Regions from separate parts of the Mus musculus genome. Here regions 2 and 3 are each linked to region 1. Evidence: chromatin loops called from intact Hi-C (ENCODE). Cell type or tissue: heart. All regions are shown on one strand.

What was found. A loop is a pair of places that touch in the nucleus more often than their neighbours do. Peaks named below come from ENCODE experiments on the same cell type or tissue, not always from the same donor. Only the 100,000 strongest peaks of a DNase experiment are listed, where the experiment ranks them.
Region 2: it touches region 1 in a loop (5-fold over the local background); 18 of 42 quality-filtered maps call a loop at or near these places.
Region 3: a loop joins it to region 1, with 4 times the contacts of the local background. A loop is called at or near these places in 7 of 42 quality-filtered maps.

Annotation. Positions count from the first base shown.
Region 1 is chr15:84,921,303-84,929,302 of GRCm38, forward strand. It overlaps Nup50 (nucleoporin 50), which reads left to right and starts at 2,126. Exons shown (of 8, transcript NM_016714.2): 1 at 2,126-2,348; 2 at 6,066-6,144. The coding sequence starts at 6,076. In heart, CTCF peaks have their summits at 3,834 (motif pointing left) and 4,509 (motif pointing right); a DNase peak (open chromatin) is centred at 1,879; H3K4me3 peaks cover 3,842 bases; H3K27ac peaks cover 2,478 bases.
Region 2 is chr15:84,991,663-84,999,662 of GRCm38, forward strand. All of the region lies in intron 3 of Gm39558 (a long non-coding RNA gene), which reads left to right. Among named protein-coding and RNA genes, the nearest start is that of Gm39558, 7.6 kb to the left of the region's middle. In heart, CTCF peaks have their summits at 4,522 (motif pointing left) and 4,725; DNase peaks (open chromatin) are centred at 3,019, 3,559 and 4,479; H3K27me3 peaks cover 698 bases.
Region 3 is chr15:84,668,890-84,676,889 of GRCm38, forward strand. It overlaps a transcript of Prr5 not described here. Among named protein-coding and RNA genes, the nearest start is that of Prr5, 8.1 kb to the right of the region's middle. In heart, CTCF peaks have their summits at 3,007 (motif pointing right), 3,206 and 5,952; DNase peaks (open chromatin) are centred at 700, 2,677, 3,032 and 3,972; H3K27ac peaks cover 1,552 bases.

The DNA of each region.
Region 1 (8,000 bases):
CCCTGAAAGAACAAGTGCTTTTAAACACCGAGTCACTCCAGTCTGCTCAAGGCTCTTATATTAAGTGGCACAGTATTCACATGAAGTATTTTACTTGCAGGTTTTGCTGTTGGAGAGAGGATCTCACCTGATCCTTCAACATGGCCTTGAACTTGCAATCATGTCCCAGTTCCTAGATTACCCAAACTGCCTATAACCTGAAAGAATTCCGGGCAGGTTTCACACGGACATCTCACTCCAATGAATTCGGCTTGCAGCTAGGTTTTTGTTCCTCAGTACTGAGTGGTGGAATTAAAGGTGTGGACTACTACTTCCAGTTTACTTAGGTTTCCTTTTGCAGTACTACGGCCTCACAGGCGCTAGGCAGATACTTTACCACTGAACACCCCCAACCCTTTCTGGTTCTTCATTTGGTTGCTTTTTGGTAGTTGTGTTTTTGTTTGCTTTTGAGACAGGGTCTCAATATGTGAGGCTGGCCATCTTGGAACTATGAAGATCAAGCTAGCCTGGAATTCAGAGATCTGCCTCTGTACTGGGATTTAATCAAGTACTGGGATTAAAATGAGCACCACTATGACCAGCCAGTTTTGTATTTTTATTTATTTTTGGGAGAGGGTCTAAGTTGCTCAGGCACGCTCAACATAGATTTGAATTTTATCTGTGGCCCAGAATAGGCCTTAAAGTTTTGATTCTCCTGCCTCAACTGTCTGAATAGCTGTGATTGTGGGTCTGGTCTGTATTAATGAGGATCTTCTTGTTACTCTGGCTGGCCTGGGCTGATCCTCTTGCCTCAGCCTTCCAGTAACTGTGACTTTAGTTGAAAATGCCCATGACCTGACTGACTTCAGATACTTAAATTATCTCTGGAGTACTTATAGCACTAAATATGACGTTAACGACATAGCTGAAATGTGTAGAGAATGACAAGAAAAATACCTTGCATGTATTTAACACAAATTTTCAGAAGACACTTCATTGGCAGTCAGTTGAATCAAGAACAAATGTGTGCATTAAATGCGATCTGGCTTTTTCTCTTTCACTCTGCTGGATCTGGGGGAACTGAATTTAGGGCTTTCCTCGTGCTAGCCAAGTACTCTACCACCGTGCCAGCTAGTCTCCTTTTGCAGTTCTTGCAGATCGATGGATGAAACACCCTGAAAATAAGGGACTTGACTTCTCCCTTGGAACCCCCTTTGTCCTCTCTCAAAAGTTTGGAACTATTGCTCTAGAAATGCTAGTTTCTCTGAGACCCGTTTCCGGATGGTTAAGGATGGGTCTGACATTCTGGTTCACATTCTCGTTAAAACTCAAGCAGAAGAATTAGACCAACCGGAATCCCTTCTTAAACAACTGAACCGCTTTAGAGTGCTGTAGTCAGCTAAAAGCACACAAAACACGAGTCCTGGTCCAGGACGCATACGGTTCGTCCCGCAGCTGAATCCCTCCGGGGACTTCATCTCCTGTGGGCCCTAGCTGGTCCTGCAGCTTGGGGCAAATTTACAGCTCCCAACGAGGAAATCTGTGGACATCTATCATAAAGCAGCAATTGGGGCAGGTGACCTTTAGAGTCCGTCCCGCAGGGCTCTCCAGCCCCATGTCGGGAAGAGCTACCACAAGCTTCCAAGTCTCCGCAGACTGAGATCCACCCTCCCCAAGGCCCGTCCACGTGAGAATCACGTTGCACCCGCCTCGTGCTCCCCCCAGATCCACGGCCAGTCTCCTCAGCCACCCACCACACCATCGGAGGCCTCCAAAGTCACTGACCACAACGCCTCCCGCTAGTGTCTCGGCAGCGATTGGCGCGCGAACCTCCTCAAACTGGGACGGCGGCCGACACGTGACCAACGTGCTTAACCCGCGTTTGACAGTGGCTTTGGCTCCCGGCCCGCTGCCCGCGCTCCCTGTGCGCACGCGCGAGCTCCAATGGTCCTCCCGGCGACTGTTTCTAGGGCGGGCTTGCGCATGCGCCGCGCGACCCAAGTGGCCCTCAGGAGAAGGGGCCGGCGGCGGAGGCTCCGACGCGCATGCGCAGTAGCTGGATGCGGGCGTCGCTTGCCTCTTCCCCCTCCCCCTCTCTTTTCCCTCCGATTGGTTCGGAGGCGTCCATTCGAGTTACAAGATGGCGGCCCCGGGCGCTCTCTTCACCGTTCTGTAGCAGCTTCGGGCTGAGCGGATGTCTCTTCTTGTCCTCAGTGTCGGACTCAGAGACACACGGCTCCCGAGTTCTGCTGATCACGAAGTTCCCGGAGGCGCTCGACGCACCGGAATCTCCCAGCGGCCGCGACCGCCGCCTCGGCCCTGCTCGCCGCGGCGCCGGGACTCCAGCGTGATCGGCGGCGGCAGTCAAGGTAGGTGAGGGCCGGGCAGGCCAGGAGGGCGGGGCGGCGGCCGCCTTGGCGACGCGGCGGGCTGTTTGTGAAGCCGGACCGGGCCGGGCCTGCCGGGCGAGCCGCCTGGCAGTGGAAGGCTCGGCTGAGCGCGGGCCTCGGCCCCAGCGGAGGTAGGCGGCGGTGGCAGGGCCGCCCTGGCCCAACCCTGGCTGGCCTTCGCCCCTTACATGTCGTCTCCCCGGCTGTTCGGTCCCCCGGTGCCCTCACCGAGTTTCCAGGCCGTTGGTCACCCGGGTTCGTCCAGGGCCACTTTTGAGGTTTGGGCTTTTCCGGGGCGTTATAGTGACCTCGATCGGCTCCTGGTGTTTTCCTGTGAAAGTCATCTCTTGACCGCAGAGTTGTGCGGGTGCGCACACCGCAGGAAGCGGCCCGATCGTGAATAATTCACACACACACACACACACACACACACACACCATCACCATCCCCTGTCAACACACACACACACCCCGTCCCCCGGCAACTTCCTAGCTTCATATCTTAAAAGCATTTCGTGGAGCCATTTTACCCACAAACGCAGACATTTGGCAAAGTCTTCCGGGCAGCTGTTGTAAGTCATTTATTACAGGGATTAAATTTCCCCGGTAACATATTGGTAGAAGCTTATCTAGTACGTACGAGACCCTGGATCCTGTCCCCACCGCTTTAAAAGAAAAATAAAACAGAAAAGCTTTAATAACAACAATAATAGCTGGCAGATAAGTCTCAAGTGCCAGGCCTTGTTCCAGATAATTTGCAGAGTTGTGTTTAACTATGGAATGTGAAATAAGTAGGTATTTGGTGCTTTAAAAAAAAAAGTATGTATCTCCTATGTTGGCCTTGAACTTGTTCTATGGCTTAGACTGGCCTCAAACTGTCATCCTGCTTCAGCCTCCCTCTACCATCACCCGGGTTGGTGAAATGTGTTTTAAAAGTTTAGCCTATAGTAGTAGTTACTTTTCCCTCTACAGCTTTTGAGTTTTGGAGTAAAAATAGGGGTTATTTTTGTTACTATTTTGACAGGACACTTCCTCTGTTTGAGGCACTCTTCTAAGCTATGCCATCTTAGTTTTCATAGCAGTCCCTCTGTCCCACAGATAATCATTCGCCAAACCCGATTGCCCAGGCTCGCTCAGCTTGTCCTGGAAGCTAGCAATAGCATCTTGTATTTTCTCAAATAAGTAATGCCTCGGACCACTGAATCAACAACAGATCTATGAGCCAGGTAGGTTTGGGACATTTTAGAGTCATCAGGAAACAAAACTAGAATTCCTGGCCTCTGACTCATCTGAGTAAAGTGTGAAATGGCAGCGGCAGCATTCGTTTGTTTTAGTCTGTCAGGTACTCTTTAGTTTCAAGTCTGAGCTAGACAGTTTAAATGCGTTTCCCACTATTCCTTTTGTCCACATCTTAAAACAGTAAATCTAGCAGGGTCACTGCTTACCTCTTTTGCCCTCTGGTGGTGATGTTAGGTAATGATTAGAAAAATTTCCCTAGGGATCCAGAGACCTCACCTGTGAACAGTTCTGTAAAGAACGCTATTTCTGATAAGATTAATTTTGCAGCGGTTTGGGAGAGGAGTTAAAAAGAGACGGTTCCCAGTTACTGATATTTATTAAAACTCATGCTGTATATTTTAGAATCTTCATTTTTAAAATCATTCATTCTGTAATCAGAAAACGTGCCTGTAAGAGAAAAATGTAAAAGGTTGGAATGTTTCGAAAGCTGGAGCCCTGCACGTCAGATATTGGAAGGCTTTGGAATTTATGATTTCAAACTTACTCTGTAGTTGCTAATCTGCTGTAGAGCATTAAGCGATGGGTAAGTTTGTATCTAATGACTGTTCCAGGCCTACTCTGGTGGGATGTTGTGCTGAGGGTAAATGAATGGAGAAAGTATCAGGAAGGAGTACCTACTGCCAGCCTGGGCAAGTACCCTCGCTGCTAAAGCTGCTCTGAAGAGATGAAACAGTGCTTAGAACAAAACCCTCCAAGCTCCTGTCTCTCTCTCTGTCTCTCTGTCTCTCTCTCTGTCTCTCTCTCTGTCTCTCTCTCTGTCTCTCTCTCTGTCTCTCTCTCTCTCTCTCTCTCTCTCTGTGTGTGTGTACAGTGCCTGTGCAGGACAGTAGAGGGCACTAGATCCCCTGTAACTCCCAACAGGAATATGAGCTGCCTGACATGGGTGCTGGAACTGACTTGGGTCCTTTGCAAGAGTAATAATGTGTGCTCTTAACTGCTGGGCTATTATCTCCCTAGCCCCTGTTATTGCTATTTCTAAAAGGCAAGGCATTTTTTTTCTGGAAACAGGTTTTCTCTGTGTAGCCCTGGCTGTCCTAGAACTTATTCTGTAGACTAGCCTGGCCTTAAACTCACAGAGATCCACCTACCTCTATCTCCTGAGTCCTGGGGTTAAAGGTGTATGCCACCTTGCCTGGCTCTTGTTACTACCACTACTACTGCTGCTGCTGCTATTATTATTATTATTAATTTGTGCTTGCTCACCCGTGGAAGCCAGAAAAGTTAGTTAGATACCCCAAGAGTTGGAGTTACAGGTACTTGGGAGCTGCTGTTGGGTATTCGGAATCCAACACTAACTTCACGAGAGCAGTGTGCTTTCTCGCCTGTCCGGTCATCTCTCCAGCCTTGATGCTGTATATTTGAAGCAATTTATATTATCAGTTGCAACCACATCCATAGCACCTAAATTTTTAAATTTGTAATGTCTTAGCTTTGCACAATTAATTTGCTTAATTCAGGCAATTAATTGTTAATTGGGAGCCATTTCTATTAATTGTAGCCTTGAGAAAACTACTCATGTTGCAAAAGTATTTCTCAGGCATTATTAAAATCCTTACCCAAGAATAAACTTCTGAATCATCTTTATATTTTAAATATTAAGAGTGCTCATGGCTCTCTTGCTGTCTCTTGCTCTTTCCCTTCCCCCCCTCCCATGTGCTCCTGGCCAGCCTCTCTTCCTCTCTTCCTCTCTCTCTCTCTCTCTCTCTCTCTCTCTCTCTCTCCTTTTCTCTGCCTCTACTACCCTCTCGACTCCCCTCCCCATGTCCTGAATAAACCCTATTCTATACTTAAAAAAAAAAAAAGAATGCTTATGGCAAGGATATTTGCATTGACATAAGGACTTTACGTACAATATACTACTTAAATACTATAGCTCTTGCAAGATCAATAGATGTTTGGCAAGGTAAGTGGAAAAAAATATAGATGTTTGTCTTAATTTTGTGAATGGAGTTGGTTTCCTGTTGAAAGAGAGGGCTGGTGTCCCTCAGGTGTCTTTGCCTGCTCTGTAGCCCTGTGTTGAGGATTTGATGCTGGAGGCCCATGGCCGCGGTGAAGCTCTCACTACAGCGCTTTTTTTCCATCAGCACCAGGGGTATGCTCACCACATTTTATGCTGGACTAGGATTTTTTTAATTACTTGTAATAAAAATTTTTAATTAAAAAAGTAAAATTAACTTCCCCGAACTTCATATTTTCCTGAATTTCTTACTGTGTTTCCTTCCCTTTGAGCCAAACCCTCTAAGTCTCATTTGCTTAAAATCTGTTAATTGCTTTTTCTTATACGTCTCTATTTTGTGGTTTTATTACACAATAAGTGAAAACTGCAACAAAAATGTATTTGTAACAGTTACTCTGGTGTAGAAAAGCAAACATCTTATTTCTGTTTCCTGTCATCTAGGTTCACAAAAATGGCGAAGAGAGTTGCGGAGAAGGAGTTGACTGACAGGAACTGGGATGAGGAAGACGAAGTTGAAGAGGTACAGAGCCGCTCCCTTTGTCTCTTGCTGTCTGTGTCTCAGCTCATGTTACTTTTCTTGGTGAAGACTATGCTAGAACTTAAAAACCTTCAAGAAAACACAGCGGGAGAGGTTTGGTTCCTGGTGAGCTGTGGGTGTTTGCTGTACTGTAGCAATGTGTTCTTTGTGTGTGAGCATGCTGTTCTGTTAGTGTGCGTTTGTCATTAGTCTGTAGAAGCAAGAGTCACCCGCAGCATCCTCTGCTGTGTTTCGAGTGGTCTAGTCATGACTAGGAGGCAGGTTACAGGAGCTCGCCAGCTGCAGTTCTTACCTCGGTCAGCTCCCTACGGTCCCTCACTCCAGTGTTTCTCATACTTCACTGTTAGCTGTTCTGATGCTAAGTCTGTGCCCGGCAATTGCACTGATTTCATAGAATTTACATCAGTGTCATTTTTTACCAGCAAAAAGTAAAGTTGTCTTCTGTGAGGAAACTTTGCATATCTAGGTCTCTTGAACAGGTTGATAGTCCTAGGCCAGTCCACTAGGCAGAGTCATCGCAAAGCTAACTCCAGCTCTGAAGCACACAGGGAAGGGAAGAAGGCGGCAAGGAGTAGTGCTCTGCAGCTGTATTTGCAGGCTGGTGTCTTCCTTTTTGGTACTGATAGATGCTGATATGTTTGGGGACCAAAGCACTGATGTTATTGTTTTTACAGAACCGTTAGCTGACTTGGTCTTTTTTTTTCTTTTCTTTTTTTTTTTTTAAGATTTATTATTATATCTAAGTACACTGTAGCTGTCTTCAGATGCACTAGAAGAGGGTGTCAGATCTCATTACAGATGGTTGTGAGCCACCATGTGGTTGCTGGGATTTGAACTAAGGACCTTCGGAAGAGCAGTCGGTGCTCTTAACCACTGAGCCATCTCTCCAGCCCCTGACTTGGTCTTTTAACTCAATCTTTAGTTACGGATTTTTTTTTATGCCTTGGTCTTAAGCACAGTCCTGGAGTGGAGTAAAATCCAGACTATAGTGGTTTGCTTTGCACTAAAGTGTCCAGGAGAGAAAGAGCTCCGCAGGTTCTACTGAGACAGCTATGGAAATTAGGTACATTAAATGTGCAATATAGCCTGCTGGTCCTTGTTCTGGGGATGAGAATCCTTTTAATGCTAACATGATCGAAAACACCTGTAGATGGGAGCCATTTAGTTTTGTTTTTGAGATGGTCTCACTTTATAATCCAGCTGCCTCAGCTTCCTGTGTAAGGGGCTGTGGTGGGAGCTGGCACACCTGGCTGAATGAGGCTTTTGTACAGTTACTTAGTTCTAGCCCTATAGGTGAGGGAATAGATGAAGTGAAACCGTAAGCCTTCAGCAAACAGTGATTATGATTAGCACACTCAGCACACCGTGGAAGAGCACAGGGTGACAAGGGGCATGTGTGGCCTAGCGATCTGGCCTTTTGGACAGTGGGCAAGGTGAGCAGGTCAGCTTTTCAGAACAGTGAGCGAAGACTGTGGCTCAATGGTAGGACTCATGAATGTACAGGATCCTGTTCTACAAAAGAAAAATCCAGATGCTGTCCATAGCAACTTCATTTTTTGAAAACTGGTAGTAAGACGCTTGGTTTCAGAGACTATGTCTCTAAGATGTTGAGGAAGCCAGCCATGAGTATTTTTGGTACCAAGATTTAGTGGTCTTCATCTTTTCAGAATCACATATTCCTGTCTCTGAGTTGGAACTTGGAGGTTGGATTTGTAGATCCTGAAAAATTTGTGACTTGGCTGACTAGAATTGGAATCTACAGAAACCTGTAGATAATATATGTGAGATGTTTCTGAATGTGTTGAGTCAACTCTTAAGAAGATGAAATGCCAGATAAG
Region 2 (8,000 bases), 70 kb after region 1:
CCAGTCAATTCTTAGGGTAGGTGGACTATAGCCAGCCTACCAAGGGTTCTTCTGTCCTCCCCTGAAACTCTGCTAAGGGCAAGAGCTTGCTGGAAGGCAGGAGTGTGTACTTACAGCTTCCCAGCCAGCTGTTCTTATGACCCCAGGTTCTCCCCGTTGCTCAGAACTTGCTTCTTGACTTTGAACTTCCGATCCTCCTGCCTTCATCTCCCGGTAGGTGCTGAGATCACAGGTGTATACCACCATACAGGTTCTCTCACATCTGGGAAATTCAATGCAGCCATCCCCAGATCTCCACTGCAAGGTCTCCTCATTTCAGTCTCTGTGTGTACTATTGTGCATATGTATGAATATGCAGCAGGCAGGGGCTGGTTTTGGGTGTCTTTCTTTATTGCTCTCAACCTTATTTTTTGAGGCAAGATCTCTCACTGACCCGTAGAGATCACCAATCAGGCTAAACTTGCTGACCACCAAGCCCCAGTGATGCAATAGGATCAAAGACATGTGCCACCGAGTCCAACTTCAAAAACATATGGATTAATATATTTTTTAAAGATTTTACTTATTTAATGTATATGAGTGCTCTATCTGCATGAACACCTACATGCCAGAAGAGGGCATCAGATCATAGATGGTTGTGAGCCACCATGTGGTTGCCAGGAATTGAACTCAGAACCTCTGGAAGAGCAGATAGTGCTCTTAACAGCTGAGCCGTCTCTCCAGCCCAGATTAATATTATATTATGTATATGTTTTGCCCACATGTATGTCTGTGCACCCCATGTGCCTGGAACACATGAAGTCCAGAAGAAGGTGTTAGACCCCCCTGAAACTGGAATTCCAGTGATGAGCTGCCATGTGGGTTCTGGGGACTCGAACTCAGGTCCTCATGCTTGTATGGCAAGCATTTTGCTGACGGAGCCATCGCCCCAACCGCCAAAGAATACTGTCTACAGTATTATTTAGAATTTTTTTCCCCTTAGCACTCTATTTTTCTTTGAATAGCTCCTGTAAACAGCCCCGGAGGGGGCGACCTTGCGATTATAATTAGATGTTCATGCCTCTGTGAGAAAGGAGCCACAGAGTTTGAAAGCAACACCTCGTAGAGTTGAGAAGTTGAGGTCAGGAAGATTTGGGATAGCTTTTTTTTTTATTATTATTATTTTTTTTTTTTGGTTTTTCGAGACAGGGTTTCTCTGTGTAGCCCGGGCTGTCCTGGAACTCACTTTGTAGACCAGGCTGGCCTCGAACTCAGAAATCCACCTGCCTTTGCCTCCCAAGTGCTGGGATTAAAGGTGGGCGCCACCACTGCCTGGCAGCATTATTTTTATACTAAGAATTTGAACCCAGGACCTCAGACATACTGGCAAGTGCTCTCCCACTGAGATATGTCTATGTCTATGTCTATGTCTATGTCTATGTCTATGTCTATGTCTATGTCTATGTCTATGTCTGTGTCTATGTCTATGTCTATAGATCCCCAGCCATTTTGGACATTTTCTTTTTTTGTTTTTTGTTTGTTTTTCTTTTTCTTTCTTTCTTTCTTTTTTTTTTTTTTTTTTTCTTCGAGACATGGTTTCTCTGTGTAGCCCTGACTGTCCTGGAACACACTTTGTAGACCAGGCTGGCCTTGAACTCAGAAATCCGCCTGCCTCTGCCTCCCAAGTACTGGGATTAAAGGCGTGTGCCACCACGCCCGGCTGGACATTTTCATTTTAAAATAGGGTCTTGCTAAGTAGCCTAAACTGGCCTTGAGCTTGGAATCCTCTTGCCTGTTCTAGGATTCTAGGATTACAGACATGCACAGATACACATAAATAAAATCTTTACACAATAATAATGATAATTATTATTGTTATTATAATAATTATTATTTCCCTCCAGAAGCTCTGTATTATTTTGGTTTTTGTTGTTGTTGTTGCTGTTGTTGTTGTTGTTGTTGTTGTTGTTGTTGTTGAGACAAGGTTTGTCTGTGTAGCCCTGACTGCCCTAAAACTCACTCTGTACACAAGGCTGGCCTAGAACTCACAGAGATCCACTTGCCTCTGCCTCCTGAGTGCTGGGGTTGAAGTTGTGCACCCCTGGCTAGAGAGACTTTTCTAAAGCCCAAACCTGAAGTCTTCCCTTTTCTGCAGGTGGGACCAGATGTCCTGGAGCCAGCTGCCTTCTCCCTCCTGTTATTTCAGCATCTGCATCTGCACAGGCTGCCATCCCTCCCGCCACAAACTCTGAGTGTTATTTCCTCCTTCTGGAAAGTTCCTTACCATCAAGTTCAGACATCATTTTCCTAGGGAAATGTTGAGAATCTGTGACCCAATTCCAGCTCTGATCTTCCTGGTCCCTAAGAGCCTGTTTCTGCCCAGTACCCCTATGTCCTTTCAAGCCATCACACTACTATTTGGGGTGAAAGGTGAACCAGTGGGGGCAGGGGAGATAGTTCTTGGTGTGACTGCTAGGTCCTTGAGGAGCTGAGACGCAGTGGGCCTCTTGGGTGTGACTGCTAGGCCCTTGAGGAGCTGACACACAGTGGGTCTCCATGAATGCAGGTTGAGTCATTGAACAGTAAGTGAATCTTGGTAGCCACTGTCACAGGATTATGGAAACCCTAGCTGGTTGTCAGTGACAGTAGGGATAGTCACCAGAGGGACAGGCCAGCGGTGATATATTGTTCTAGCGCACTCATGGGGATCCCCAAAATCATAGTCCTGGATCCCTCTGGAGGACGCTTGACTCCCTGGCTGCTGTGGACCACAGCTGTACCTGGTAGAATAGGAATCTGAAAAAGCCTGGGTCTGGGGCCATGGTCAGGGGCAGAAGAGGAGGTGACTGTAAAAGGAGAACAAGAAAAATCAGGGACTTGGGTTCAAGTCTTGATTCAGCCTGTGGAGCTTAGTGACTGCCAGCCCCTCCCCTGCTACAAACCTCAGTTTCCCCATGAGCCAAAGAGGAAGTTCAGAGGGCTTCCTCCTCCTACATACCGACAGCTAGGAGGAAGAGGGAAGTGTCACCCTTAGTTCTGCTGACTCCCCAGCTGGGAGGGACAGCTCAGCCTCAGCTCCCTCCTTTGCAAAATGTGATGGAAATCGCAGCCCATGGCGCTGTGTGTAGGCTCCATGGGAGGCTGTCTGGCAGCCTCTGCACGCCTAGACTCCGTGCCTCTGTATTTCCTGTTAGACCCAGAGCTTAGAGAAGAAAAGTGTTTCGTTGTGTTCTCTTTTTATGCTGCCTGCCTCCTCCTGGCATGTTCTTGAGGGATGGATGTTGGTGACTCTGAGGGGAGCCCCCTGAACCCCTGCAACAGCACAGGAATGTCACAAGCTCCAGGCTATGCTTCTCCTAGGAAAACTAAGTGCCTGGGAAGAGGCCGCCGCCAGACCCAGGCTGAGGCAGGACTGGAGTCAGGGAGGGAAGACTTTCCGGAGGAGGCAGTCCCCACAATCTCCAGTTGTACTGGTGGCCTCGGCATTCCCGAAGAACAGTCGAAGTTTGCTCTCTAGCCAGTACTAGACTTTTCTAAGGCCTGGCCAGACTGGATCCATCTGTCAAGCTTGGGCAGCAGAGATGGGACCTGATTTCACAAGTCAGATTCTGCCCGTGTCAGTGACTCACCTACTGTTTTGAGGAGGAACCAGAGGCTAATTAAATTCAGGCTTTGAACCCAGCCCTCTTCCCCGCTTCCTCTTCCCCATAAATGCAGTCAAATCTGTGGAGGGCAGATGAAGGCTGGTAGCTTTGCAAGGCAGAGGTGGCAGGTGTCAGGGGTTAGGGGTCTAGGGTGGGGGGAGGGGTGGGGATGGAGTTAGACATGGAAGGAACATGGCACAGAGAGTGGGGGATGGGGGGGGATTGGGACAGAGTTCTGCCTTCCCTGGGATCCCAAAAAGAGGCCAACCACTGTGAACCTCCCTTCTCAGCTCTGCCGTCAAAACCAGGAACTTGTGCAGGACCTGTCCCCCAAACCTGCTGCCATCTTCAGGAGTTCTGCTAAGCCTGGTCACAAAACAAATGGTCACAACTGGGCATGTAGATGACTAACATTTTTCTCACAGACAGAGAGAACGGGGAGAGTCATGGGACGCTCACCCAAGTGTCCAGCCATCCCTATCTGTGTTCCCTAATTCTTAATTGCACAGAGCTTTGGGGTCTTGGAGTTGGGGGAGGGGCTGGAGGATATAGGGGAGGGGTGCCACATGTATTTAACTGTGGGAAAGTTATCCTCCTGTTTCATGCAGCCGTTTGCTAGGAAGCACCCACAGTCCTGCCAGCAACCCCCTCTTCCCCAACTGCCTATGCTTTGTGAGTAAGCCCAATAAACTCATAGGTGCCCCAGAGTGAACTTTGGTGGCATCATTGGGACCTTAGGAGGAGGGGCAGATATTAGTAGTGTCTCCCTCTGGAGGGAAAAAACAATTTTAGTAACAGGGCTGCTTTGATGACTGACAGGGTCCTAGTCAAGGGAGTGGCCTTCCAGAGCCCTGTGCCTGCCAAGCTTCCTTCTCCAACCCTGCCTCCACACTGCCCCCTTCTGTCCACTTGCAGCAGCAGCTTTTGCCACGGTCCAAAAAAAAAAAAAATCCAGGTTAGATCCACCATGGTGGAAGACCTTGTGGCCTCTCCTGTGTGCTAAGAGCCTATGGGCACTTCTGACTCTCAGTCACAATCAACAGGCACCCTTTGGGCATGGGTCTTCCTCCCAAAGAAGGAGTCGGCAGCCCCAGGGCAGGACAGAGCGGGTGCTGAAGCTGAGCAGGCACAGCCCACCCAGCAGCCGGTGAGGAGGTCTGCCTGGACAAGCAGGCTGGAACCACACAACACATCCACCGGCTTTTCTTTGAATATTTTAGTTCACACAGGACAGTTGTGGGTCACAACTCACACGCAGAGACATGTGAGAACTGTGTCGCTAGCCACTGAGAGTGCTGGAGTGTACAGGAGTGAACCTAGATGGACAATCCCCCCAGGAACTCAGGCAAACATCCTTTGTTTGTTTGTTTATTTGTTTGTTTTAAAGACAGGGTTTGTCTGTGCATCCCTAGCTGTCTTGGAACTCACTGTATAGACCAGGCTGGCTTTGAACTCAGAGATCTACCTGTCTCTGCCTCCTGAGTACCCAGCTCCAAGGTAAACATCTCTAAGGACAAGGCTGCTGTTGGCACATCATGCAGTCAATTGTTTTTTTGTTTTTGTTTTTTGTTGTTCTTTGGTTCTGTTTCTGAGACAAAGTCTCATGTAGCCAGGGCTGGCCTCTAACTCACTGCTGAACTCATTGGCAGAAGATGATCATGAACCTTTCAGATCTTCCTGTCTCTACCTATCAAGAGCTGGGGTCAGAAAGGAATGCCATCTCCCTAGCCTATAATGGAGTGTGTGTGTGTGTGTGTGTGTGAGAGAGAGAGAGAGAGAGAGAGAGAGAGAGAGAGAGAGAGAGAGAGAGATATCAAGCTATACACTAGGGGAAGGAACAGTGTATCACCAAACAGCTTAGAGCGACTATCCACATACAGAAAGAACAGAGTTCCAGGGCTGAAATGCAGTGCAGTGGTATAGTCCTACCTAGCATGCACAAAGCCCTGGGTTCAATTCCCAAAATTGCATAAACCAGGCTTGGTGGTGCATGCCTGTCATCCCTGTTGGGAGTGTCCAGAAGGCAGAGGCAGGAGAGATTACTGAGTTGTTAAGGGTTCTTGCTGTGTGATCATGAAGACCAGAATTGGATCCCAGCAATCACATGCCAAGCTGCCTCAAAGGAGTAGACAGAGTATGTATGGGTGGGACATCAAACACCCTCTTCTGTACAGAGAAACCCTGTCTCAAAAAACCAAAAACACCCTCTTCTGGCCTTCATGTAAGCACACATATACACATGTACACACACACACACAGAGGGAAAGACAGAGACAGAGAGACAGAGAGACAGAGAAGAATGTACATCTATACATATATGCACATACGCATATATGCACATACGCATGCATGTACACCCAAATACATATATGCACATACACTAAATAGACTATAGAAAGAACCTTTACAGGCAGAAAATAGCAAGACGAACTATCACTGAACTGGGGTGCAGCTCAGCATCATGGGGAAAAAAAAGCCTTCTAGGTGCAGATTAGAATAAACTGGCCCCCAAGAAGATGAAGTTATAAGCATACGAGAAGAAACTCAGCATCCTTTAGTAGGGAGTGAGCTGTGTCTGTGACACATCGCTACGCCCACTTCACAGTGTTCAGAAGTCAGACTGAGCGTGGCAAGTGTGGGTGGGTGTGTCGTGAGATTCCCGGGGCTGTGACAGGCTACCTGCGAACACAGCTTTAAAGGAGGAAAGGTCTGTTTTGGCTCTGGGTTCCCCAGGTCACGCCCACCACTCACTGCTTTGGATCTAAGGCAGAGTGTCAGGTGGTGAGTGGGTGTGGCGGAGGCTGCTCGACACACAGTAACCAAGACTCAAAGCAAATAGAAGGGGCAGGGGACAAAATGTCCCTGAGGGAACACCCACAGGGACCTGTACCCCTCAACCATCTCCTGGGCATTACCTACATCCTAAAGTAGTATTACCTCACAGCAGCCTGTCAAATATTGGCCCTGTCAGTGGATCCACCTATGGGAGAGATCAGAGCCCTTCTGATCCAGTCACCTCCCCAAAGGTCATTTGTGGACACTGCTGCAATAGGAGCCAAGCCTTCAAAACACCGGTCCCAGCCATAGCGGGAAAGCACAGGGCCAAACTGGGATTCTTGCCCACGGCAAGTGGGATGTAAGTGCGCAGGCACTTGGAAAACAACTTGGGGTTTCTTTGTTCTTGTTATTGTTTTGTGTTTTGTGTTTTTGAGACAGGGTCTGTCTGTGTAATCCTGGCTGTCTTGGAAGTCACTGTGTAGACCAGCCTGGCCTCAAACACACAGAGAGCTAGCTGCCTGCCTCTGCCTCCCCAGTGCTAGGATTAAAGTTGCACGATACTAACCTGGCCTATGTTTCAGGCACAGGTAGTGTCACTTGTAACCGCTAAAGGAGAAAGTGTCCCTCCTTTGATAGGCAAATGGGTCAACCAGCTGCAAATGTGTCACCTTACAGTGCAATCCGACTCAGCCATAAGAAAGAACAAACCATTAATATCATGTAATGATTGATATCACGTAACGAAAAGGATGACTCTCCAAACTATTACACTGAGGGAAAGAAGCCAGACCCCAGCTGAATGAGAGCCTGCTGTACAGTTCTATTTACATGTAGTTATGGGAAATGCAACCTAACCTATAGGGACAGAAGCAGACCTGGAGTTGGAAGGACAGGGATGAGGTGGGACAATGGAGGGGGAGATGAAGAGGAACAGAAGTCCAGCATTGTGGCTTATGCCTGTAATCCCAGATCTCAGAGTCTGAGGCAGGAGGGTTGCCATGAGTTTGAGACTAGCCAGAGTTACACAGTGAGCTCAAACATAACACACAGACACACAGATAGACACACAGAAAGAGAGAGAGAGAAAAGAGAGACAGACAGATAAAGATGGAACTAGATTACAAAGGGACAGGAGAAAGCTTTTAGAGTGGAGTGATTAACTTTGCTGTTTATGGGATACACACACACACACACACACATATATATATATAATGGGTTCATGGGATATGTATATATATTATGGGTTCATGGGATATATATATAATATATATGTATACATTTCTATTAAAACTCAGCAAATTATACACCAGGTGCATGCCTTTAATCTCAGTATTCAGGAGGTATAGGTGGGCAGATCTCTGAGTTCAAGGCAGGCCTCGTCTACAGAGCAAGTTCCAGGACAGCCAGGGCTACACAGAGAAGCCCTGTCTCAAGAAACCAAAAAGTAAATAAATAAAAAACAAAATAAAATAAAATGTAAAATAAAACTCAGAAACTTGTATAGTTCATTATATGTCAATTATACCTAAAACTGTGTACAATGTGGAAATGTAAGAGCACGGGCTGCTCTTCCAGAGGTCCTGAGTTCAAATCCCAGCA
Region 3 (8,000 bases), 250 kb before region 1:
TCCCGGCTAGAGTGAGCCTCCATATGCACACAGCCACACTGCTTACATACAACCTCATCTTGTCCCCATCACTGGGGCACCTTAACTCTATTTTTGAGTCTGGCTCCAAAATAGACTTTCCTGGGATTATGTGACAGGAAGGGGCATCCAGGAAGGCTTCCTGAAGGAGGTGGCTGGCACTGAGCTAGCAGGATAGCAGGGCTGAGTCTGGCTGGCATTCTAGGTAGAGTGAAGAAGGGAGCTTCATGTGAGGGGCGTGGCCAAACCTAGCCTCAGCAGGGTTGAGTGGGGTGTAGACATTGTGTGCTGAGCTGTGCCAAGATTCCCTGAAGTCATCTTGGGTCAGAAGTGAAAGGAGATGTCTCAGAAAAAGAAAAAGTGGTGTGACTGGCTATTCACACCACTTCAGGCCTGGACAGGAAGGGGTGTACTTTAGGCTTCAGGGCTTCGGGCAACCGCCTGGGACCTGCTCCGTAAGCATGATAAAATATTTATCGGGAGCCAGGCAGCTGGGCTTCCCTGCGCAGGCTGCCATGGGCAGCTCCCACCGAAGCTGGCTGCAGCCTCCCCAAGTTCCGCTGAGTCACAGCCCGTGAGCCCTCTGCCCAGCCCACCTGCTTGCTGTCCTGTGGCCACGTGGATTCCTCATAATATGTAAGCCATTGGGTAGCCCCAAGACCTGGGCACCCAGAACAGTGAATGCTGAGCCAACATCAAACCGCTCTGGACTGTGCAGGCCTCCGCCAAGGTCACAGGCAGACAGGCCAAGGGTACCCCTTCCCTCGCCCACCCTGCAGCTTCTGGCTCCTGAGCAAGGTAGGTTTTCTGCCTCTTTAGAATGGGGCCGCTGAGTCTGTGTGGAGGTAGCATGGGTCAGGTCTCTCCGGAGCTGGTGGTCAGAGGAGATTTGCCATTTGTCTGATCTCAAGTCTGTCTCTGAGAAGTGTCTGACTCAGAAAAAGACCAATTCCTAGGTCCAGCCTAGTGTGACAGTGTGGGACTTTACGTTTGAATCAGCAACAACAAAAACAGCGGCAGATGGTACCTTCCTTCTGCTGTGCGGGGTGCGAGAGCGTTTTGCTCATCCATTCATAAAACTGTCTGCCCTGGCCGGCAGTCTAGCTTCTGTCATATGTGTGCGTTCTGTGCTGTGTGACCTTGGGTAGGTTGCTCCACCTCTCTGATGCTCATTACTCCTTCGAGTCCTTCATGTCCTCATATCCCTGAGGCCGGATGGGCCTCAGTGGGCATTTGGAAAAGCTCCATTTTCCAGAAAGGCCCTGGCACAGCCTGAAGTAGGGTTGCCAGGCGGTAGACCAGAGGCTTGAGAAGAGAATTCACTGGGCCGGATGGAAGTGTCTCTGAGGTTGTCAAGTTCCCTGGGGAAAATCTGTGGTCCCTGGAGCTGCCGCCACAACATCTGGGGATGGGACAGGGAACTGGCCACACTAGTCACTAGTGGGGACCCTGTGGGCTGCCAAACCAGGGCCACGATTCTAGTTCTGGCCACAATTCCAGTTCGTCTGGCTGCCTTTGGTGTCTGCCCCTCATTCCCGCCTGCTCAGCTGCCCCTCGTAGGCCTCCCTGCTGCCGCCGCTTCTTGCTGCTTCTCCTTCCAAAGGGCGCTGTGTCTTCAAGCCCCTGCGGGAAGTTATCCAGCTCTGCAGGGCCTTCCTGGCTCTGTGTGTGTGTGTGTGTGTGTGTGTGTGTGTGTGTGTGTGTGTCTTACATTCCGTGCCCACCTGACTCGATGCAGTTTCCCAGCTAGAGTGAGCCTCCATATGCACAAGGCCACACTGCTTACATACAACCTCATCTTGTCACACACACACACACACACGCAGACCCACACACTCCCAGTCATGTGTCCCAGTGTCTTCCCATGTCAGCCATGGTGTCCCTCTCCTGACCCTAAAAAATGCTTGCGACAGCACTTCCGTGTCTTCTCAGGACTCTGTGAAAGTTCCTGGGCCTAGAGATGCCCTAGAGTGTCTGTTAGGTGAAGACAGGGAATGTGGGTGTCAGGTGTCCAGTGAAGGCACCGAGGAACACAATGAACCCTTGTCTGTCTCTCTGTCTGTCTGTGCAGAGCTCAGCAAATAGCCTCTGTTTGCCTGGCTTTCAAAGGTGGTGGAAGATGAGCAGTGGGAGGAGAATAAAGGCATCTGGGCCTGGGAGACACGTGGGGTCCAGGGCAGGAGACACCTTGTCTCAAGTTCTAGGGACAGGCCCAGTGTTGTCCACTCTAAGAAGCAGGCAGGGAACAGAAAGACTGGGGCTAATAGCCACTGCTAATAGTGGCTGACACATATGCACAGCCGGGCATGGAAAAGGATGACACGGGAATGCCCTCGTGGGGCTAACGCTTTCTCTAGAGGTTTCTTTCTCTTTTTTCTTCTGCTTTTGAAGATCATTCTAAGGTTCCTTCAGTGACTTTGTATATATTGGCAGTCCCGTGACAAAAACCTCGAATTCAGTGGCCACAAGATCATTCAGGGACACGGCCTGATGAGACTCTGGCGGACCACAGTCTGATGGCAGAGGCTGGCAAGCCAGTCTGTTAGGTTAGGTTCACCAGACACAGCTTGACCAGAGAAGCTGGGCGGACAGTCTGAAGGAGGAAGCTAACCACCAGGCAATCTGATAAGGGAGGTTTGTTGATAGTCTGACAGAGCCTAGTGGCTTGCCAAAGTGTCCCTGCTGGTGAATTCCTAGAGCAACATCCGCAGAACTGGGCACTCCTCCCAGCATTCACATAAGGGACTTGTGCCTGTCACTTCTGGGTGTCTAGTATTTGAGAGTTGCATAGCTGAGAGCCAGCTCCCCTGTAGGCATGCTCCCGGGAGTCCTGTGCTTTGCAGAACACACACACAGCAGGTATGGGATGCTCTAGCAGTCTTTGTCGCTCTGGGGAGGTAGGGCCTGATTTAGCTAGCCTGCTTCAGCCATAGAGCCTATGGAGCAAACTCTAGGAACACTGGGCCGCTTGGGAGATCACTGAGCTGTGCCGTCAAGTGTAATGGCTATAGCAGGCAGTTGGCCAGAAGGTGGCAGCCTAGTGCAAGGTGTGTAACTGCCTGCCTCCCCCACCCCCCCCCCCCCCCCACACACACAAACACTTAGATTCTGATAAGTGGGTCAGGAAAAGCTTTGAGGCAGCAAGATGGAGACCACCTCGCTGTGGCTACTGAGCAGCCCCGTCTGGTGCTTTTCTTCACTTGGCATCTCTGGGCCTAGGAATTACCCAGCCTTGACCTTTGGAGGGCCAGCATGTGCAGAATAGGAGACCCACTGAGTTCCACTGCCCTTCTAAGCTGGAGCCTGGCTCCTCTTGTGGGGGAGTGGCACTTCTGGGTTTCCACAGCATCTGGGCAGTAGTGGCAGGTATACCCTAGTAAGTGTGCCTCATGGAGATGTACACCAAGGGGAGGGGGTAAATAAGGACTGCATGGCACTGAGCACCCTGGGGCGCCAACCTCAGGGTGAGCACCCTGGAGACACCCCTCCCCCAGAGAGTGAGCTCCGTGGGACTTTACCCTCAGAGTGAACTCTATAGTTCTCCGCTGTCAGAGTGAATACCATGTGGGCTCCACCCTTTGAGTGAGCACCATGGAGCTGCACCCTCAGAGGGAGCACTGTGGGAGCTGCACCCTCAGAGGGAGCACCGCAGGGCCCCATCCTCAGAGGGGAACCCTGTAGGGCTGAACATAGAAGCATTTCCTGAAATGCTTTCTCAGATGAGCAGGAAAGGTGGTGCTGGCCAAGATGTCTGGGGACAAGGAGCAAAGCACATCCCGTGGAGGGGAGGGCAGAGGAGGGGAGAGAAGGCCATGTGACCAGTGACCAAGAGGACAAAGAAGAGTCATGTGACGGTGGAGACCAGTGGAGAAGGGGCTTGGCATGAGGTAGCCCTGCCCTACAGGGAGCAGAGTGGACCCTGGCCATTTATAACCCATCTCAGCACCCAGGAATCCCAGCCCCAGGGCAGCCAGCCCAAGATCTTAACCAAGCCAAGGGGGAGGAGGAATGAAGAGGGTGGAATTAGGTCAAGGAGTCAGAGGGCTTCTGCCAGAAGGAAGCCTGACATTTGGGCAAGTTGGAGCCAGAAGTGACCGAAATGGGCAGGGTAGCTGCAATGATGGTGTCAAAAACCAGATTGCAATGTATTCCTGTGCAGTTCTCAAAACCGTGATGCCCCATTCCATAAACAGTAAAGGGGTAGGGCCAAGAAAGAGATTCTGTGGGAAAAGGTGATGTCCTGGGTTCGATTCCTGGAATCCACATGGTAGAAAGAGAGAACGGACACCCATAAGCTGGCCTCTGACTTCTACATGTGTGGCAAGGTACAGGAGTACACACACACACACACACACACACACAGACACGAGAGAGAGAGAGAGAGAGAGAGAGAGAGAGAGAGAGAGAGAGAGAGAGAGAGAGAGAGAGAGAGAGAAAATCAAGGTAATAAAAAATGTTTAAATTAGAAAGTGTTATGTTCAGCTAAGGACAAGGCTCACCCACATTGACCCCAGGCTGGGTTCTTTTCTCCTGGGGTTCCGAGGGAGGCCCAGCTGGTCTGGGGAGAAGGGAAAGCCTAGTCTAGACAAGAGTAGAAGGATCTGGAAAAAGACCCCCAGCTCAGCTTTCCCACACTGGGAGTGAAATCACAGGGTTAGAAATGCCAGGCCTTGTGGCCCACCTGATACCACTTGAGGCAGGAGAAGGATTAAGTTTGAAGCCTCCTAGCCAGGGCTACATAGTGAGTTCCAGTCTAGCCTGGGCTTCACTGTGAGACCATGTTTCCTTTTTAAAGATGTATCTTACTTTTATTCATGTGTGTAAGAGCGTGTGTTTGGAGGAGCTCACAGAGGTCAAAAGAAGGTTACATCCCCTAGAACTACAGGCAGTTGTGAGTCACATCTCCCCCAACCCACCCCACCCCACCCCACCCCCACCAAGTGGGTGCTGGGGACTGAACTACCTTCTACAGGAGCATTAAGAGCTCTTAACTACTGAGCCATCTCTAGCTCCCCTGCAAAACAATGTAAACACCTAATTAAGCAATCCTGGTGAAGGTGTAACCTGGGTGACCCCCCCATCTAGGTTCTGTTTGGCAGGGTGGTCCCAATTATTCCTGCTATGTGGGGACTGATCTGCTTCCCGTAAGACACTCCCAGTCCAGCATGTAGCCTGTCCACTCTAGAAGAGGCCTTCCTAGTAGGGGGGCGGGGTGTCCTGTCCTTTGAATCTCTGCAGTTCGCCATTGCAGGGTCGGGAACAGGACATTGTAAAAGTTGGCTCCATCTGCCTCAGTTGTTGTTTGTGCCTTTAGCCTTGAAGCAAGATGCTGGGGGAACAGATAAAGTTTTTAGACAGACAACTCTTGAGTGACTGACGTGTCTACCCACAGAAGTAAGCAAGTGACCCGCACTGAAGGAGACAGGCAAGATGAATTGAGGCACATTGTGCTTTCAGTTTGCCTTTAATGGCCTGGTTGGACCAGAGAGAGCCTGTGCGGCGGTGGCAGCGCACTTTTCATCAAAAGTTAGCTTTCAGGAGCCGGTTGCAAGGACATTAATGGCTATGCTCAGAACCAAACCAAAACCAAAACATAGCCATCGAGAGGTGGAGCCAAAGAGAGATCACCAGGCCGTACCTTGACCAGGACCATTTAATTATGCATGTGATTAAGTTGTTTTGCAGGGCAGAGCCTGGAAAATTCTAGGTGGGAAGCAGGCAGAATTCTGAGGGCCCAGAAGGATGGAGAACAGGACTTGGAGGGCTCGAAGGAGGAAGCAGGACCCAAAGAATGGAGGCTGGACCCTGCCTACCTGGAGTCCTGAGAATTTTTTTTGGAATTTGGAGTTTTCTCAGAAAGCAAAGCACCTGATCTGAGGATTAGACAGGCAGGGCAGGGACCCATTTAGAGGGGACCAGAGCCCATAGATGCTGCTGTTCTCTATAAAAGCTCTGGGGGGCAGTAGAGAGCCAGGGTCCCTAGAGCCCACCCCCCCCCCCCCCCCCCCAATGCCCAGGCAACAGTGGTAGGCCCATCTATCCTCAAATGGGTTACAGTCTTGCTACCTGATATTAGAGAAGCTGGAGACCGAACAGGCAACAGGAACTCCAGAGTCAGTCCTCGCGCTGCCTCTCACCGGCCTGTGACCCTGTTGTGATCTTAAGATTTGGAACCTCAGCTGGGCCTCAGTAACATGGGCTGGGTTTAGCAGGTACCTGGTAAATGTTGCTGCTTTTCCTGATCTTGGTCCACTGGGAAATTTCACCATCCAAGGAGTCTCTCCTTCATGGAGATTTTGAAGGAGCAAAGTTTTGACTGCTGGGGTTTGTCCCCGCCCTTTTCCACCATGTGACATGACCCTTCCCCCAGCTCAGGGGTCAGAAAAGTTTTCCTCAGATAATTTCTTGGGTGTAGAAGTCCAGTCTTACTACCTGATATTAGGAAAGCTTGGGGGAACACTCCTCGCGATAGCAGCACCCTCCTCTGAGAGGCCCTGGCTAGCTCTTTGGGCCTCAACCAGGAAGTAAGGGACACAGGCCAAGGGTTGTTTCTCTCTGTTCCTATCGCCCACGTTGGATCTAGGTCCTCAACGGGGAACAGCTCTTCCTACCTGGCAGGCAGGGCTAGGTGCAAGGTTCAGACAACAGAAGAGTAAATGAACTCTCTCCATTCAGATCTCCTGCCACGCCTGTGTGTACTCTGTCTGGGCTCCTCTTGGGTCGCACTAGCAGGAGCTGATTCCTAACTCATTCACTCTTTCCAAGAATGCTTCTAAGGAAAAGCTACTGGCAAGGAGGTGCCTCGAGGAGACGACAGAGCAGGAAGGCAAGCTGGCAACCTGCAGGTCACTGCTGCTGGTGTGTGAGCCTTCACCTGCAGAGTGGGGGGCAAGCGCCATAGGGATCCACATGAAACAGGAGCTGAGGTCGCGGTGCCTTTGGCAGTGCTGGGTCTCCTTAAGGGAATCAAAATACCAACTCTGCCACTCCAAGATTCAGCTCCAAAGAGAACCTCACTGTTCCCAGGCACTGAGTGAGAGATCAGCTCCAGGGTTCTAAAACTCCCCTGCTTCTCTCCAAAGAACTTTTGGAAACTGATGTCCAAGACTTTCACAGATGGGAAACTTTTGGAGAGAGAGAGTCTTTTGGGGTCATGTAGGGGGTCATGTGGATGAGGTGAGGGTGTTGGAGATGAGGGATCTCTGCTGGTCAGAATCCCACAGCAGCCAGAAGCATAGGAGGGAGAAGAGGAGGAGCATTTAACAGGGGGACCAGGTCTAGCCAGGTGGGGCTGTCCCGGGTCAGGGAGACCTGAGGGAAGGTGGCATGAATTAAAAAGGCAGATACCATAGTGTGTTGCTTCTCACACTGATGGACTCCTGTCCTGCCCCGAATGCTGATTGGTCAGCTGGCTTTGCTGTGCAGGGAGAAGAGCCCTCCAAGGTCTTAGCCTAGTCTTGCCCTATGGTGACAGGCTCACCTGGCTTCTGCAGCTCGCCTTCAGTGTCCCTCCCACTGTCCTCTATAACAGGAGCAGTTGCTAGGCTCCTGGTGTGACCCCATGACCTTGTGATTCTCCTGTTCCACCCTCCTCTGCACACCAAGGAAGGATGAGGCCTAGCCCGGGGGCACAGGCCAGAGAGACAGAGCCAGGCACATGCCTTAGCTTCTCACTGGCCCTTTCCTGGGTGTCCGGGACCCCAGGGTAAGGAGCCTACACACCAACTGTACCACAGGCTGCTAGAGACATCATGCCAGTCAGCTTTGGGGAACTGCCAGGCCTTGCCAACAGGGAGCAAAATGACCCCTTTTGGAGTGGATGACCCTTAGAAGGAGATCCTAGGGAGGGTGCATTGAGGGTGGCAGGTGACAGTGACAGAGCTGGAAGGTGACAGTGTCGAAGCTGGGGCTGCTTCTCTTCTGCTCATCAGGCCAGGCTGCAGCTTCAGCCTTGTCATATACACACCCTGACTTCTTGCATG